2 separate regions of the Homo sapiens genome follow, and region 2 is linked to region 1. A link is an interaction called in ENCODE POLR2A ChIA-PET data of the cell type or tissue named here. Cell type or tissue: B cell. All regions are shown on one strand. Links, peaks and the distances in the headings refer to the core of each region. The heading gives the core; the rest is flanking DNA. Region 1 holds the start of GFRA3 (GDNF family receptor alpha 3). Region 2 overlaps WNT8A (Wnt family member 8A).

The links. Peaks named below come from ENCODE experiments on the same cell type or tissue, not always from the same donor. Only the 100,000 strongest peaks of a DNase experiment are listed, where the experiment ranks them.
Region 2: POLR2A ChIA-PET joins it to region 1 with 6 read pairs; 2 of 35 experiments call an interaction of 5 or more read pairs at or near these places.

Annotation. Positions count from the first base shown.
Region 1 is chr5:138,272,076-138,282,540 of GRCh38, reverse strand. GFRA3 (GDNF family receptor alpha 3) reads left to right here and starts at 7,920. Exons shown (of 8, transcript NM_001496.4): 1 at 7,920-8,207. The coding sequence starts at 8,117. RefSeq lists silencers at 7,828-7,917, 8,008-8,197. In B cell, for the core only: no CTCF peak of the experiment used is centred there; no DNase peak of the experiment used is centred there; H3K4me3 peaks cover 623 bases; H3K27me3 peaks cover 2,348 bases.
Region 2 is chr5:138,085,081-138,090,080 of GRCh38, reverse strand. It overlaps WNT8A (Wnt family member 8A), which reads right to left. Exons shown (of 5, transcript NM_001300939.2): 3 at 2,150-2,275; 4 at 1,012-1,154. Among named protein-coding and RNA genes, the nearest start is that of WNT8A, 3.5 kb to the right of the region's middle. In B cell, for the core only: no CTCF peak of the experiment used is centred there; no DNase peak of the experiment used is centred there.

The DNA of each region.
Region 1 (10,465 bases), core at 5,466-10,465:
CTGGCCTAATATAAGCCCACTGATTTCTTGTAATATCCTCTCATTGTATAGGGACTATATGATTTGATTCATGTTATTTTCAGGAATAACAATAGTAGCTAACATTTTTCAGGTGCTTACTGTATACAAGGCTATCTCTAAACTCATATATATATATATATATATATATATATATATATATATATATAAACTCCTATATAAATACACACTAATTTAATTTTCACAAGCCTGTGAAAGAGGTATTCATTATTATGAGCATTTCTTTATGAAGATAAAGAAATTGAGGAACAGAGGGATTAACTCTTTTTTATTTTATTTTATTTTTTTTTGAGACAGGGTCTCACTTGTTGCCCAGGCTGGAGTGCAGTGGTACAATCTCAGCTCACTGAAACTTCCACCTCCTAGGCTCAAGCAATCCTCTCACCTCAGCTTCCCAAGTAGCTGGGACTACAGGCATCTGCCACCACACCTGGATAATTTTTGTATTTTTTTCTTTTCTTTTTTTTTTTTTTTTTTTTTGAGACGGAGTCTCACTCTGTCGCCCAGGCTGGAGTGCAGTGGCGTGAACTCGGCTCACTGTAAGCTCCGCCTCCTGGGTTCACACCATTCTCCTGCCTCAGCCTCCCGAGTAGCTGGGACTACAGGCACCCACCACCATGCCCGGCTAATTTTTTTTTTATTTTTTAGTTAAGACGGGGTTTCACCATGTTAGCCAGGATGGTCTTGATCTCCTGACCTCATGATCCGCCCACCTCGGCCTCCCAAAGTGCTGGGATTACAGGCGTGAGCCACCGCGCCTGGCCTGCATTTTTTTTTCTAATTTGAATTTTTTTTTTTTTTTTGGAGACACAGTCTCGCTCTGTTAACAACCTGGAGTGTAGTGGCGCGATCTCGGCTCACTGCAACCTCTGCCTCCCAGGTTCAAGCGATTCTGCCTCAGCCTCCTGAGTAGCTGGGACTACTGGCATGTACCACCATGCCCGGCTAATTTTTTGTATCTTTAGTAGAGAAGGGGTTTCACCATGTTGGCCAGGCTGGTCTCGAACTCCTGGCCTCATGATCCATCGGCCTCAGCCTCCCAAAGTGCTGGGATTACAGTTGTGAGCCACCGCACCCAGCCCTCTCCCTTCTAACTTTCATGGAGGCAATCTGAGCTCTAGTCTTCAATTGGAGCCTCCCAAAGTGCTGAGATTACAGGCGTGAGCCACTGCACCTAGTCAAGTAATAAGATCTCAAAGCTAATTAATGGTGGAGTAGGGATTTGACCCAAGACAGTATGGCTCCAGAGCCTGTCCACTTCATGGATTTTGCTGTTACCAAACCTTCATCAAAGAACAGTGTGCCTGGCCAGGTGCAGTGACTCACATCTGTAATCCTAGCACTTTAAGAGGCCAAAGTGGGAGGATCCCTTGAGACCAGGAGTTTAAGACCAGCCTGGGCAACATAGCAAGACCCCATCTCTATAGAATAAAAATCAACTTAGCTGGGCATGGTGGTGCACACTTGTAGTCATAGCTACTGGGGAGGGTCAGGCAGGAGGATGGCTTCAGCCCAGGAGGTTGAGGTTGCATTGAACTATGATCCATCCACTATACTCTAGCCTGGATGACAGCAAGACCCTGTCTAAAAAAAAAAAACCACTGTGCCTTTCCAGAGTTGGCCCTGTATTGGGTGTTAAATCTATAAGAGCCTCAATGGTAAGCTCTTGAGAATTTAGGGCCATAAGGGTTGCTTTGGCTTGAGAGATAAGGATATGAGCAGGCACTAAAACCCCAGCCCAGAGACCTCAGTATGAGGCTATGTAGGGGGTGTGCTCGGCATTGGTGTCCTTGCACTGGTATTTATTCATCAGGAGGTAAAGAAATATTGAACAGAAATGTTTTGAGCTAAAAACTGCTTCTCGAGGCTGGGCGCTGTGGCTCATGCCTATAATCCCAACACTTTGGGAGCCTGAGGAGGGTGGATCACCTGAGGTCAAGAGTTTGAGAGGAGCCTGGCCAATGTGGTGAAACCCCATCTCTACTAAAAATACAAACAGGCCAGGCATGATGGCTCACACCTGTAATCCCAGCACTTTGGGAGGCCAAGGTGGGCAGATCACGAGGTCAGGAGATCGAGACCATCCTGGCCAACATGGTGAAACCCCGTCTTTATTAAAAATACCCAGCTACTCGGGAGGCTGAGGCAGGAGAAGTGCTTGAACCCAGGAAGTGGAGGTTGCAGTGAGCCAAGATTGGGCCACTGCACTCCAGCCTGGTGACGGAGACTCTGTCTCAAAAAAAAAAAAAAAAAAAATTAGCCAGGAGTAGTGGCAGGCACCTGTAATTCCAGCTACCAGGAGGCTGAGGCAGGAGAATCACTTGAACCTGGGAGGTGGAGGTTGCAGTGAGCTAAGATCACACCATTGCACTCCAGCCTGGGTGACAACAGCAAGACTCTGTATCAAAAACAAACAAAAACCTGCTTCTTGGGCTAGGTGCGGTGGCTTAAGCCTATAATCCCAGTACTTTGGGAGGCTGAGGTGGGAGGATTGCTTGAATCCAGGAGTTTGAGACCAGCCTGGGCAATATAGTCAGACCTCTGTCTCTACAGAAAATTTAAGAATTAGCCAGGTGCAGTGGTGCATGTCTGTAGTCCCAGCTACTCAGGAGGCTGAGGTGGGAGGATTGCTTGAACCCGGGAGGTGGAGGTTGCAGTGAGCTGAGATTGCACCACTGCACTCCAACCTAAGTGACAGAGGGAGACTCTGTCTCAAAAAATATACATAAATTTTTTTTTTGCAATTGCTTCTTGTCAATCTCAGCCCAGGACCTGGGTGACCTCTGCCATAGAGAAGGGAATGTATTAAGCCATTCTTCCTTTGCTATAAAGAAATACCCTGTAATCCTAACACTGGGAAACTGAGGCTGGAGGATCACTTGAGCCTAGGAGTTTGAGACCATCTGGGCAACATGGTGAAACCCTGTCTTTACGAAGAATTTTTTTTTTTTAAGATGGAGTTTCGCTGGGTGCGGTGGCTCACGCCTGTAATCCCAGCACTTTGGGAGGCCAAGGCGGGCGGCTCACCTGAGGTCAGGAGTTCGAGACCAGCCTGACCAATATGATGAAACCCCATCTCTACTAAAAATACAAAAATTAGCCGGGCATGGTGGCATGTGCCTGTAATCCCAGCTACCTGGGAGGCTGAGACAGGAGAATCACTTGAACCTGAGAGCTGGGAGGCGGAGGTTGCAGTGAGCCGAGATCGCGCCGTTGCACTCCAGCCTGGGCAACAAGAGCGAAACTCCGTCTCAAAAAAAAAAAATGGAGTTTTGCTCTTGTTGCCCAGGCTGGAGTGCAATGGCACAATCTTGGCTTACTGCAACCTCCGCCTCCCGGGTTCAAGTGATTCTCCTGTCTCAGCCTCCCAAGTAGCTGGGATTACAGGCGCCTGCCACCATGCCTGGCTAATTTTTTTGTATTTTTAATAGAGACAGGGTTTCACCATGTTGGTCAAGCTAGTCCCAAACTCCTGACCTCAGGTGATCCACCTGCCTTGGCTTCTCAAAGTGCTGGGATTACAGGCATGAGCCACTGCGTCTGGCCTTCTACGAATAATTTTTAAAAATTAGCCAGGTGTGGTGGTGTGCACCTGTAGTCCCACCTACTTGAGAGGCTGAAGTGGGAGGATCACTAGAGCATGTGAAGTTGAGGCTGTGGTGAGCCATGATTGCACCACTGTGCTCCAGCCTGGGCAGTAGAGTGAGACCCTGTCTCAAAAAAAAAAAAAAAAAAAGGAAGAAAGAAAAAGAAAAAAAATACCTGAGACTGGGTAATTTTTTTTTTTTTTGAGACAGAGTCTTGCTCTGTCACCCCTGCTGGAGTGCAGTGGCATGATCTCAGCTCACTGCAAGCTCTGCCTCCTGGGTTCATGCCATTCTCCTGCCTCAGCCTCCCGAGTAGCTGGGACTACAGGTGCCCGCCACCACGTCAGGCTAATTTTTTTTTTTCATTTTTAGTAGAGATGGGGTTTCACCGTGTTAGCCAGGATGGTCTCAATCTCCTGACCTCATGATCCGCCCATCTCGGCCTCCCAAAGTGCTGGGATTACAGGCGTGAGCCACCGCGCCCGGCTTTTTTTTTTTTTTGGAGACAGGGTCTCACTGTGTCACCCAGGCTATAGTGTGGTGGCATGATCTTGGCTCACTGCAACCTCTGCCTTAGCCTCCCAAGTAGCTGGGACTACAGGCCGACACCACCATGCCTGGCTGACCACCATGCTTGCCTGGGAGACTGAACAATTTATAAGGAAAAGAAGCTTAATTAGCTCATGGTTCTGCAGGCTTTATGGGAAGCATGGTGTTGGCATCTGCTCAGCTCCTGGGTAGGCCTCTGGAAGCTTACAATCATGTCAGAAGGTGAAGGAGAAGCAGACATGTCACATATCCAGAGCAGGAGCAAGAGAGGGAGGGAGTTATGGGAGGAGGTGCCACACACTTTTAAATGACTGGATCTCTTGTGAACTCAGTGACAGCTCACTTATCCCCAAGAGAATGGCCCAAGCCATTCATGAAGGATCCACCCCCATGATCCAGACACCTCCACCAGGCCCCACCTCCAACATTAGGGATTACATTTCATCATGAGATTTGGGTGGGGACAAATATCCAAACTATATTAAGGAGGAATATTTCCCTTTCTTTATCAGGAGTATAAAGTAGGAGGCATGGGGGATTCTCTCCCTGTTCTGTTCAGGCATAGGTTAAGGAAACACCAATTCCTTTAAACATATGCATCTGGAGTTGCCAATTCTGAGTATCACAGTTGTTAAAATATGACACAGTCCCTGCCCTCAAGAAATTGACAAGGTAGAAAAATAAAAAATGGCTCTTTTTGTTTCCATCCCTACAAGCACTCTGGTCTAGTAGTATATTCAGCAAAAGGAGCAAAAAGTGCCACTTCCAGCTCCAAATCAGCAGGTCGGGTGGTGGGGTCTGGCCAAGTTCACACACAGAATAATTAACTCCTGCATGCTACCTGGGATGATATTTATTCGATGCTTGCTATATGCCAGGTATAATGCTACACCTTTTTTTTTCTTTTCTTTTTTTTTTTTTGAGTCGGAGTCTCGCTCTACTGCCCAGGCTGGAGTGCAATAGCATGATCTTGGCTCACTGCAACCTCCGCCTCCTGGGTTCAAGCAATTCTTCTGCCCCACTGAGCCTCCCGAGTAGCTGGGAATACAGGCATGTGCCACCATGCCCGGCTAATCTTTGTAATTTTAGTAGAGATGGGGTTTCATCATATTGGCCAGGCTGGTCTTGAACTCCTGACCTCGTGATCCGCCCACCTTGGCCTCCCAAAGTGCTGGGATTACAGGCGTGAGCCACCGCGCCCAGCCTACACCTTCATTTAAATACTATACTCATTTAATCCTCACAATGTGAAATAGATACTATTATCCTTAATTTTACAGGTGAAGAAATGGAAGCACAGAAAAATTAAGTGACTTGCCCAAGGTCATCCAGCTAGTGTCGGCATTTGAATCTAGGCAGTCTGTAAAGCTTGTGGTCTTAACTATTTATTATACTGCTAACATCCTGGATTAGGATAGCAGCAGGAATTAAAGCTCAATGGAGAGAGAGAGGACTTGAGAGAAGGTAGAATCCATGTAATCTGACCATAAGAGGAGAAAATTGAGATTACAAGTGAAAGTGGAATAAGATACAGGGTCTTTGGGCATTTGAGTTGCAATCAGTGGATTGTAACACCCTCCCCGAGCAGGATTTGTGTCTTAATCATTTTGCACCTAGCATAAAGCTGGGCTCATAATCATTCTCAAAACACATTATTGAATTGAATGATGGATGAGTAACATCATCTCTGTAGAAAGGACTGGCTCATTTGTCATTGTCCACAAGGGGCAATGCTGCTTATCTAGCAGGTGTTGGCAGTCACAGAGGACATGGTTGGTGGAGAGGGTGTGCTGGAGGGCTGTCAATATTAGTCTTGGAGTCATATTTATTTGCAGAGCTTCTCCAATCCTCATTAAAGGCCCAATGATATGAGGCTCTCCACCCCTGTACCCAGACAGAAATATGCACCAGACACTTTATTTTCTCTCATGAAAAGGCTGGCCTGTTACAGGTGGGATTGGTCATTGCTCCCAGCCCGTCAGCTTGATACTGCATTCTTGGTCTATTCTGTGGGGACAGCCCTGGAATAGACACTGAGTATCTATCAGAGTAGGCACCCTGAGCAAACTTCCTTTCCCAAACCCTCTTCCTGCCCATAACATGATTTGGCTTGGGCTGGAGGAGGGGGAGGGCAGAGGAGACACCCCTTGACCACCTCACATCTTTGTTGGTTCATGGGTCTCAGCCCTTTCCTATCATCCCAAAGAGCCTGAAATTGTTACATTTTGCTTTATAAATTCCTTTCTTAAGTATTGTCAGTTTCAAAAAAAAAAACCCAAAAAACGATTGTCTGCCTGTAATAGCAGGTGTGAGAGAAAATGAGGTGCCTGGAGCATATTTCTCTCTGGCAATGGGGTAGAGGGCCTGACATCATGGGGCCTTTAATGGTAGCCCCCCAGCTTCATGTTCCCTCACCTTTCTGGAGAGGAGGGCTTGGGAAAGGCACATGGAGATAGGGTGGAGCTGGGGGAAAACAGGCCTTGTACAAAAGCTGAGTAGCCAGATGTTCACTTTTACAGCTCTTCTGTAAAACTGGCAGGGCAGATATAGATTAAAACGAAGGACAAACTCCATTTAAAGTGCATTACAGCTCAGGAACCAGCACCCCCTGGGCAGGAGAAGGGAGGGAAGGGCACAGAGGCCACATCAGTCTCCTTCCTTATCTAGGGCCACATGTCTCTCTCCTAGCTTTGCCAAGGGTGATTTACACCCCCAGCTGGAATGACTCTCTTTCTGGGCTGATTACATCGGCAAATGCCCCCCAGAGGCCACAGCAGGATGGCCATATTCAGAAGCAGCAGCCAATAAATCTCAGAGGTTTATATTGCGATTCTCAGTACTCCCTGCTGGCCCTCTGCCAGGCTGGCTGTGGAAGTAAGGAGGGGGTCAAGTTAGAGGGTTAGGGGATGAAACCCTCCACTTCCTTTCATCACCCTCTTCTCCTTCTCTCTTTCTATGCGCTGCTTAGTTCTCATTCTTCCAAGCCATTCTGCTTCTGGCTTTATCCTGGGATCTTGTGGGAATCAGGCCCAGGCCCAATAAATACCCTTATCCTTATGGGTAGACGTCCTGTGTTCTGGGCACAGATGTGTTTCTACCTAGTTGTTTAATCCTGATAGAGTAGCTTGCTCTCCGAAAGTCTCATCATGTGAAAAGGATGGGCTCCTAAATGGTCTCTCCAGGCACCTTCCTCAGTGAGCTTTGGTCCAAGGAAATCTCTGCTATTTAGTGGAGAGTTTAATCTTCCATCTTCCCTCACGACACCATCGGGGCTGAATTTTGGAATCTAATGCCCCAGGTCTGCTCCCCCAGCAAAGCCATTCCACCTGTCTGCGACCCATCTTTGCAGCATCTTGAGCTTAATAACCACCCAATCTTACCCTAGAAGACACTTAGGAGAGGAAAAAACGAGATCATAGATGTGCAAATTCTAAGAAAAATACTAGAAATGCAAGTGCCCTTGTGTTGGCTTGTTCAAGTTTTGTTACAAAATCTCTTTTGTGGTGGTGTCTGTTCTTTGATGTGTGGGTGAGTGGGATCCAGAAAGTGAGAAAGGGTGCTTTTCTTGGAGAAATATTTGGTTCTCCTAGATGGCGAGTTTCCAGCGGCAGCTTCCACAATGTCTTGCTAGTCGAACTTGTCAGACAGCAGGTGGGCCGCCTCGGAAAGAGCAACCTCTTCCGCACCAAGCCCGGCGGCTCCCGGGGCGCCGGCCCTCCCCCGCCCCCACCCCCGCGGTCCCTCGGACCAGCGCTGGAGGCGCGTGGTGTGGACGCGCGCTTCGGAGTTGGAGGGCGGCGCCCAGGACCCTGGTGGGAGAGTGTGTGCGTCGCGCTGGAGGGCGGGAGGCGGGGGCGGGAGGTGCCGGTCGAGGGAGCCCCGCTCTCAGAGCTCCAGGGGAGGAGCGAGGGGAGCGCGGAGCCCGGCGCCTACAGCTCGCCATGGTGCGCCCCCTGAACCCGCGACCGCTGCCGCCCGTAGTCCTGATGTTGCTGCTGCTGCTGCCGCCGTCGCCGCTGCCTCTCGCAGCCGGTGAGTGTCAGAGCGCGCACCGGCCGGGGGTACAGTGGGAGGGGGAGGTGAGGTGTAGGCGAGGCCCGGGGCACCTGTCCGGAGAGGGCGCAGCAGCCTCCCGGTGCATCCGAGCCGAACAAGGGGAACTGGAGCAGGAAGCCCAGGGTGCCTGCAAGGGGCTGGGGTCACACCTAACACAGTGTACGAACTGAGATAGACTGAGTGCCAGCAATGGCCTGGCCACCCAAGCATCTCCTCCTCGCCCCTTTTTCCCCCCTCTTCCCTCTTTTGAGGTAGGTCTACACAGTCACAGAACAACCCACAGCCAGGTCACTACCAAGACAGCGTCTCTAAGAGGCGGGGAGAATCAGATCAGAAACAGAGTGTCATTTGCTCCACGTGGGCTTTAACTCTTCCATCTGCTTTAAGGACTGAGGAAGAAACTAGGTACAGGTGAAGAAAAAGAAGTTCGTTAAAACTGACTTGTTTCATAACCTTCTACAATAGCAGGCCTTGCAAGCCGTCTAGCACAGTGGCTTGCCCCTTGGATAATAAATAATCCACAATAGATGTTTTGTAGATGTAGTTCAAGGCCTGGTTTTAGAACCAGGCCACTCCCCCAAGGAAGAACAGCCTGGGATCCGAGATCCCTGGAAGGCCCATGGCCTTCGTGAGTGGTATGGGTGTGTGGAATCTTATTATGCGGCTCCTGCCCAGAGACTGAATGGAGGGACTCCTGAGACAGAGAGACCACCACACTGCCCTGAGACCTCAGTCCACAACGCAGTGCTGTAGAAATGCTGCCTTGAGACAGATATGGAAGGAAGGAGGAAAAACCCTGGTCTGTCCACCTGCCAACATCAGTAAGTCAGGGCAGCAAGACATCACCAGTCTGATTTGACTGCCCAGGAAATTTCACTAATCCTAAAGGTTATGGCTGCATGTCAGGATCAGGGGAAAACATTAAACACCTTTCTCATTAAATGGTTTAATGAAGCAGTGTTGGTGACAGATCTATTTTCCACAGTAATACTTGACAGCAATGACATCTGGTTAAGTAGCCTCATTGAAAATCCATAAAACAGTCATCTAGGAGGTACCATGTAGAGCCAAGTGCTCTTCAAGAGCACAGACCAACAGAGGGCTTTGGGGGTGGAAAATATCATTGCTCAGGGCCTGCTAAAGCCAAGCATATAGGAGACCTCCGATTCATGGGGAAGTGGTGTCATGTACTGAAAATCATTCTGAAGTGGATAGGAGGCTGGAGTCCTGGGTTCTAGCCTTGACTCGGTCTTGACTTGCTACATCCCCTGGTGCACATTACTTTTCTTTGTTCATCCAACTATAAAATGGATACCTGGGTTGTGGGCCTCACTGATGAGAAACAAATGAGGATCTTGTGCCCTGAGGCATAGCCTGATCTGACCCATTCTGTAGCTACTCATTCTCTGATGAGCCAAGAAGCAGAAAACAAAGTTACAAAACCAGGTTGCTAACAAATCAATATGAAATAGACGTGGCAGTGGCTGTATAAATGAGGAGGTGGGGCAAGTAATAGAAAGTGGTATGGACTATAACAAGCTGGAAAAGGCATGACTTGTCAAAAGGGGGCAGTCATTACTCCACCCGTTACATGTGGGCCCGAGTGTTTCCATTTTTCAAGACAAATTGGAAATTAATAGTTTTATTTGAAATCTGATTTTTTTTTTGAGACAGGGTATCAATCTGTCACCCAGGCTGGAGTTCAGTGGTGTGATTCCAGTTCACTGCAGCCTCAACCTCCCATACTCAAGTAATCCTTCTGCCTCAGCCTCCCCAGTAGCTGGGACTGTAGTAGTGTGCCACCACACCTGGTTAATTTTTGTATTTTTTGTAGAGACGGGTTTTTGCCATCTCGGATGCCCAGGCTGATCTTGAATCCTGGGCTCAAACAGTCTGCCCACCTTGGCCTCCCAAAGTGCTGCAATTAAAGGTGTGCGCCACCGCACCCGGCCTAAAATCTGATTTTTAAATGTTGGCCACTAATTACAACTTTAAGAAAATACTGGCTGGGTGCAGTGGCTCACACCTGTAATCCCAGCACTTTGGGAGGCTGAGACGGGTAGATCACGAGGTCAGGAGATTGAGACCATCCTGGCTAACACAGTGAATCCCCGTCGCTACTAAAAAATAGAAAAAATTAGCCAGGCATGCTGGTGGGCGCCTGTAGTCCCAACTACCCGGGAGGCTGAGGCAGGAGAATGGCGTGAACCTGGGAGGTGGAGCTTGCAGTGAGC
Region 2 (5,000 bases), core at 1-5,000, 190 kb after region 1:
GGTTTGGATTTGTCCTCTGGGTCTTCTCTGAGAGGGGAGGGAGCTCCTTGAGTCTGAACACTTATACCCCCAAGGCAATGAATTACCCATGGTTGTACTTGCTTAAAAAACCTCTTCCTGGCTGGATGTGGTGGCTCATGCCTATAATTCCAAGACGTTGGGAGGCTGAGGCAAGAGGATCGCTTGAGCCCAGGAGGCCAAGACCAGCCTGGGCAATATGGGGAAACCTCATCTCTACAAAACCCACAAAAACTAGCTGGGCATAGTGGCAAGCACCTGTAGTCCCAGGTTCTCAGGAGGCTGAGGTGGGAGGATGGCTTCAGCCTGGGAGGTGGAGGCTGCAGTGAGCCGAGATGGCACCACTGCACTTCAGCCTGGGAGACAGAGTAAGACCCTGTCTCAAAAAAACCCCAAGCCCAAAAACCCCTTTCCCCCTTTCCCTGGGCAACCAGGATATCTAGGTATAGGTTCACAGGAAATTTCTATGCTTTTGGCTCTAAATCCAACTTGTTTCCAGATTTGTGTTCAGAATACTCCAGAGACTGCCACCCCACTAGAAGTCTTGGGGGAGAGTTTGACACTCCAGAGAAGCCTAGATCAATCCCAATTCCCCACAGCCCAGACAGACTTTAGGACACAAGGCTGGACAACAAGGCCCTGTTAATTTACTAGAACATGCAGTTGAAGTGATAAAAATTTAAGTCATAGAAGCAAGGCCTCGGTTCTGTGTTCTCAGAAGCCCGCGTGTGGAGGGGCAGAGCAGAACATACAATGACAAGAGGACTCAGTGAGAAGATCTGAGTTCACTGCCTGTCTCTGACACTTATTAGTTGCCTTGGACAAGCCACTTGGCTCAGATTTAATTGGTTTTGTCATCCAGAGAATGCGGGTAGCCATCTCAATCTGGCTGGGTAGTATGAGGAAAGAACGTATAAGACAGCTCTTGGTAAATTGTGAAGGGCCGGGCAGATGTGAAGCTGTAGAAATACTGGCCACAATGCCTATACCCACCAGTCTGCCGGCCCTGTTGTTGTGAAGATTCATCAGGGCTCTGGCATCCTTCCCCTTCTCCAAACTGTCCACAAAGAGTTTGGAGATCCTTTCCCCAAATTCCACATTGTCGCTGCAGCCTCCCCAGATCCAGCCATGGCCTCCTATATACAAGGACAGAATAAGTTCTCCGTGTAGCTCCATGCTCAGTCCCAGTCACCCGCCAAACCACCCCCAAGAGCCCTAGAGTGTAAAGCTATGGCTGAAGGTGAGACAGGGAAATGGAGGTGCTTGGGGTGGGTGGGAGTCCTGTTGCCAAAGCCAACTGCCCACCCTTCAGACACTTCCCAGCCATAAGCAATTAGTCTTCTATACCCACAGTAAAAGTAGGTACACTGGGGGCTAACAGATGCTCTCAAAGGTTCACTGCAGCTTGGCCAGGCGTGGTGGCTCACGTCTGTAATCCCAGCACTTTGGGAGGCCAAGGCAGGCGGATCACGAGGTCAGGAGATCAAGACCATCCTGGCTAACACGGTGAAACCCCATCTCTACTAAAAATACAAAAAATTAGCCGAGTGTGGTGGCGGGCACCTGTAGTCCCAGCTACTCGGGAGGCTGAGGCAGGAGAATGGCGTGAACCTGGGAGGTGGAGTTTGCAGTGAGCTGAGATCGCGCCACTGCACTCCAGCCTAGTCGACAGAGCGAGACTCCATCTCAAAAAAAAAAAAAAAGGTTCACTGCAGCTCAAACATTCTGGAATTCTGCACCATTATTCTACAATCATCTCGTAAAGGCTACTACCTCCTTCATTAGTGATAAATCTGAGTAAGTGTCTTAGGTAATCTGTAAATTGCTGAGTAGCTCTAGATTATGGATGAACCATTCCAAGCCTGAAATACCAGGGCTAGCTTTAAGTCTCTTCGGCTTTCTCATTTCTAATTGCCTTGTTGCTTTTAGAGCTACTTGCTAACACCTAGACTCATGGACCCAGGCTCAACTCTGAGAGTGTAAGGCTAGGAGATCCTACAATTGAAGGAGTTGCTGGAGTCTTGAGGTTTAAGGGAGCTGTGTCCCTCAGCCTTTCTCTGGAAGACTTTAGTCTGCACTCAGCTCTGTAGCCCCTCACCTCTTCCCACCCCCATTAGAAAGCTCAACTTACCTGTTTTTCCATTGTTTGACCCATCACAGCCACAGTTTTCGAAGTCACCCATGCTACAGTTCTTGGTGATGATGTACATGACTCCAGCAGAGCTGATAGCATGTATGAAGGAAGTCTCTCTGGTAGCTTTGGAGAGAGAGAGGGAACTGACTGGAAACCTGGACCCTGATTACCCAAAGCAGAGGCTTTGGAAAAATAATACTGTTTATCTCCCTTATCCCCCACTTCCTTTGGGTTTAAGAGGATGCTTTTCTTTCTTTTTTTTTTTTTTTTTTTTTTTTTGAGACTCGCTCTGTCACCAGGCTGGAGTGCAGTGGCATGATCTTGGCTCACTGCAACCTCTGCCTCCCAGGTTCAAGCAATTCTCCTGCCCCAGCCTCCTGAGTAGCTGGCTGGGACTACAGGTGCGTGCCACCATGCCCAGCTAATTTTTGTATTTCTAGTAGAGATGGGGTTTCACCTTGTTGACCAGGATGGTCTCGATCTCTTGACCACATGATCTGCCCTCCTTGGCCTCCCAAAGTGCTGGGATTACAGGCGTGAACCACTGTGGCTGGTCATTTTTTTGTTTTTGTTTTTGTTTTGAGACAGAGTCTCACTCTGTTGCCCAGGCTGGGGTGCAGTGGCATGATCTCGGCTCTCTGCAACCTCCGCCTCCCAGGTTCAAGCGATTCTCCTGCCTCAGCCTCCTGAGTAGCAGGTACATGCCACCACCCCCAGCTAATTTTTGTATTTTTAGTAGAGATGGGGTTTCACCATGTTGGCCAGGCTGGTCTTGAACTCCTGATCTCAGGTGACCCACCTGCCTGGCCTCCCAAAGTGCTGGGATTACAGGCGTGAGCCACTGTGCCTGGCCTATTTTTTTTTAATTATTATTTTATTTTTTGAGATAGGCTCTTACTCTGTTGTCCAGGCTGGAGTGCAGTAGCGCGATCTTGGCTCACTGTAACCTCCGCCTTCCAGGTTCAAGCAATTCTCGTGCCTCAGCCTCCTGAGTAGCTGGGACTATAGGTGCATGCTACCACACCCGGCTATTTTTTTTTTTTTTTTTTGGTCTTTAGTACATATGGGGTTTCACCATGTTGGCCAGAGTGGTCTAGAACTCCTGGGCTCAAGTGATCCACTCACCTTGGCCTCCCAAAGTGCTGGGATTACAGGCATGAGCCACCGCACCTGGCCTATTATTATTGTATTAGAAATAGGGTCTCACTATGTTGCCCAGGCTGGACTTGAACTCCTGGGCGCAAGCAATCCTCCCGTCTCAGCCTCCCAAAGTGCTGGGATTACAGGTGTGAGCCACTGCATCCAGCCAATGCTCTTCTATTTGAAAGAACAATGCATATTTTTTCAGCCTCCTTCCTTCATCCAGGCAGGAATGAACATCCCTATGTTAACCAATGGGGAAAGTAAAAACCAGAGATAGAATGATGAGGCCAATGTAATCCCAGCACTTTGGGAGGTTAAGTTGGGTGGATTGCTTGAGCTCAGGAGTTCGAGACCAGCCTGGGCAACATGACGAAACCCTGTCTCTACAAAAAATACAAAAATTAGCCGGGCATGGGGGTGCATGCCTATAGTCCCAGCTACTCAGGAGGCTGAAGTGGGAGAATTGCCTGAGCCTGGGAGGCAGAGGCTGCATTGAGCCAAGATCGCGCCACTGCAAACTAGCTTGGGTAAAAAAGTGAAACCCTGTCTCAAAAATAAATAAAGAAAGAAAGAAATAAAGAATGATGAGAACAAGACCACTTTCCAATTGTGGTGTTGGGATCGGGACCTTGCCCTCTTAGAGTCCAGCCTAGACCTCTGTCCACTAGCCACTGCTGCTAGTCTTTAGGCAGTGAGACTCAGGGCTTGATGCTGGCCTAGGAGAGAGAGGAGGACCTTTGCTGCTTCTGACTGGGAAGTTTGGGCCATGTAATAATCATAATCATCCTGACTGCCACCTACTGAACTCTTATCTTACTAAACTCTTTACAAACATTGTCACATTTTATTTCTACATACTCCCTATTCTATCTGTATACCCCATGGGGAGACATTTCTTTTGAACCTCATCTTTTTTTTTTTTTTTTTTTTTTGAGACAAGGTCTTGCTCTGTCACCCAGGCAGGAGTGTAGTGGTGTGATCATAGCTCACTATATCCTTGAACTCCTGGGTTCCAGAAATCCTCCCAACTCAGCCTTCCAGGTCTCTGGGACTACAGGCACATGCTACCATGCCGGCTAATATTTTTACTTTTATTTTTAGTAGAGACGAGGTCTTGCTATGTTGCCCAGGCTGGTCTCGAACTCCTGAACTCAAGCGATCCTCCTGCCTTAGCCTTCCAAAGTGCTGGGATTATAGGCATGGTTCCAACACGTGCTTAGCCACTTTCTCCGTCTTCTTTACTCTCGTTCCCCTAACTATTCTCAGGTGAATGTTATCTTCAAAAATGACATGCAAACTACGGCACACAGTTACAAATGGGTGCACGTGCACACCCATACACACACATAGACACACACCCCACCTGAGGCACAACTCAATGTGACGTCTCAGCTTTTCTGTTGAGATTTTATGGCAGTTAGCCATGTGAAACTTCCTCAGGAGCTGCAAACACACAGCCCTTTCCCCATTTTTATTTCATGCAACTCAGTGCAAGATCAGTGTGTACAAACGCACAAATATAGGCATGCATTTAAAAAATAGAGTAATTTCCGCTGGGCACGGTGGCTTACGCCTGTAATCCCAGCACTTTTGGAGGCTGAGGTGGGTGGATCACCTGAGGTCAGGAGTTTGAGACCAGCCTGGCCAACATGGTGAAACCCCATCTCTACTAAAAATACAAAAAATTAGCCAGGCATGTTGCATG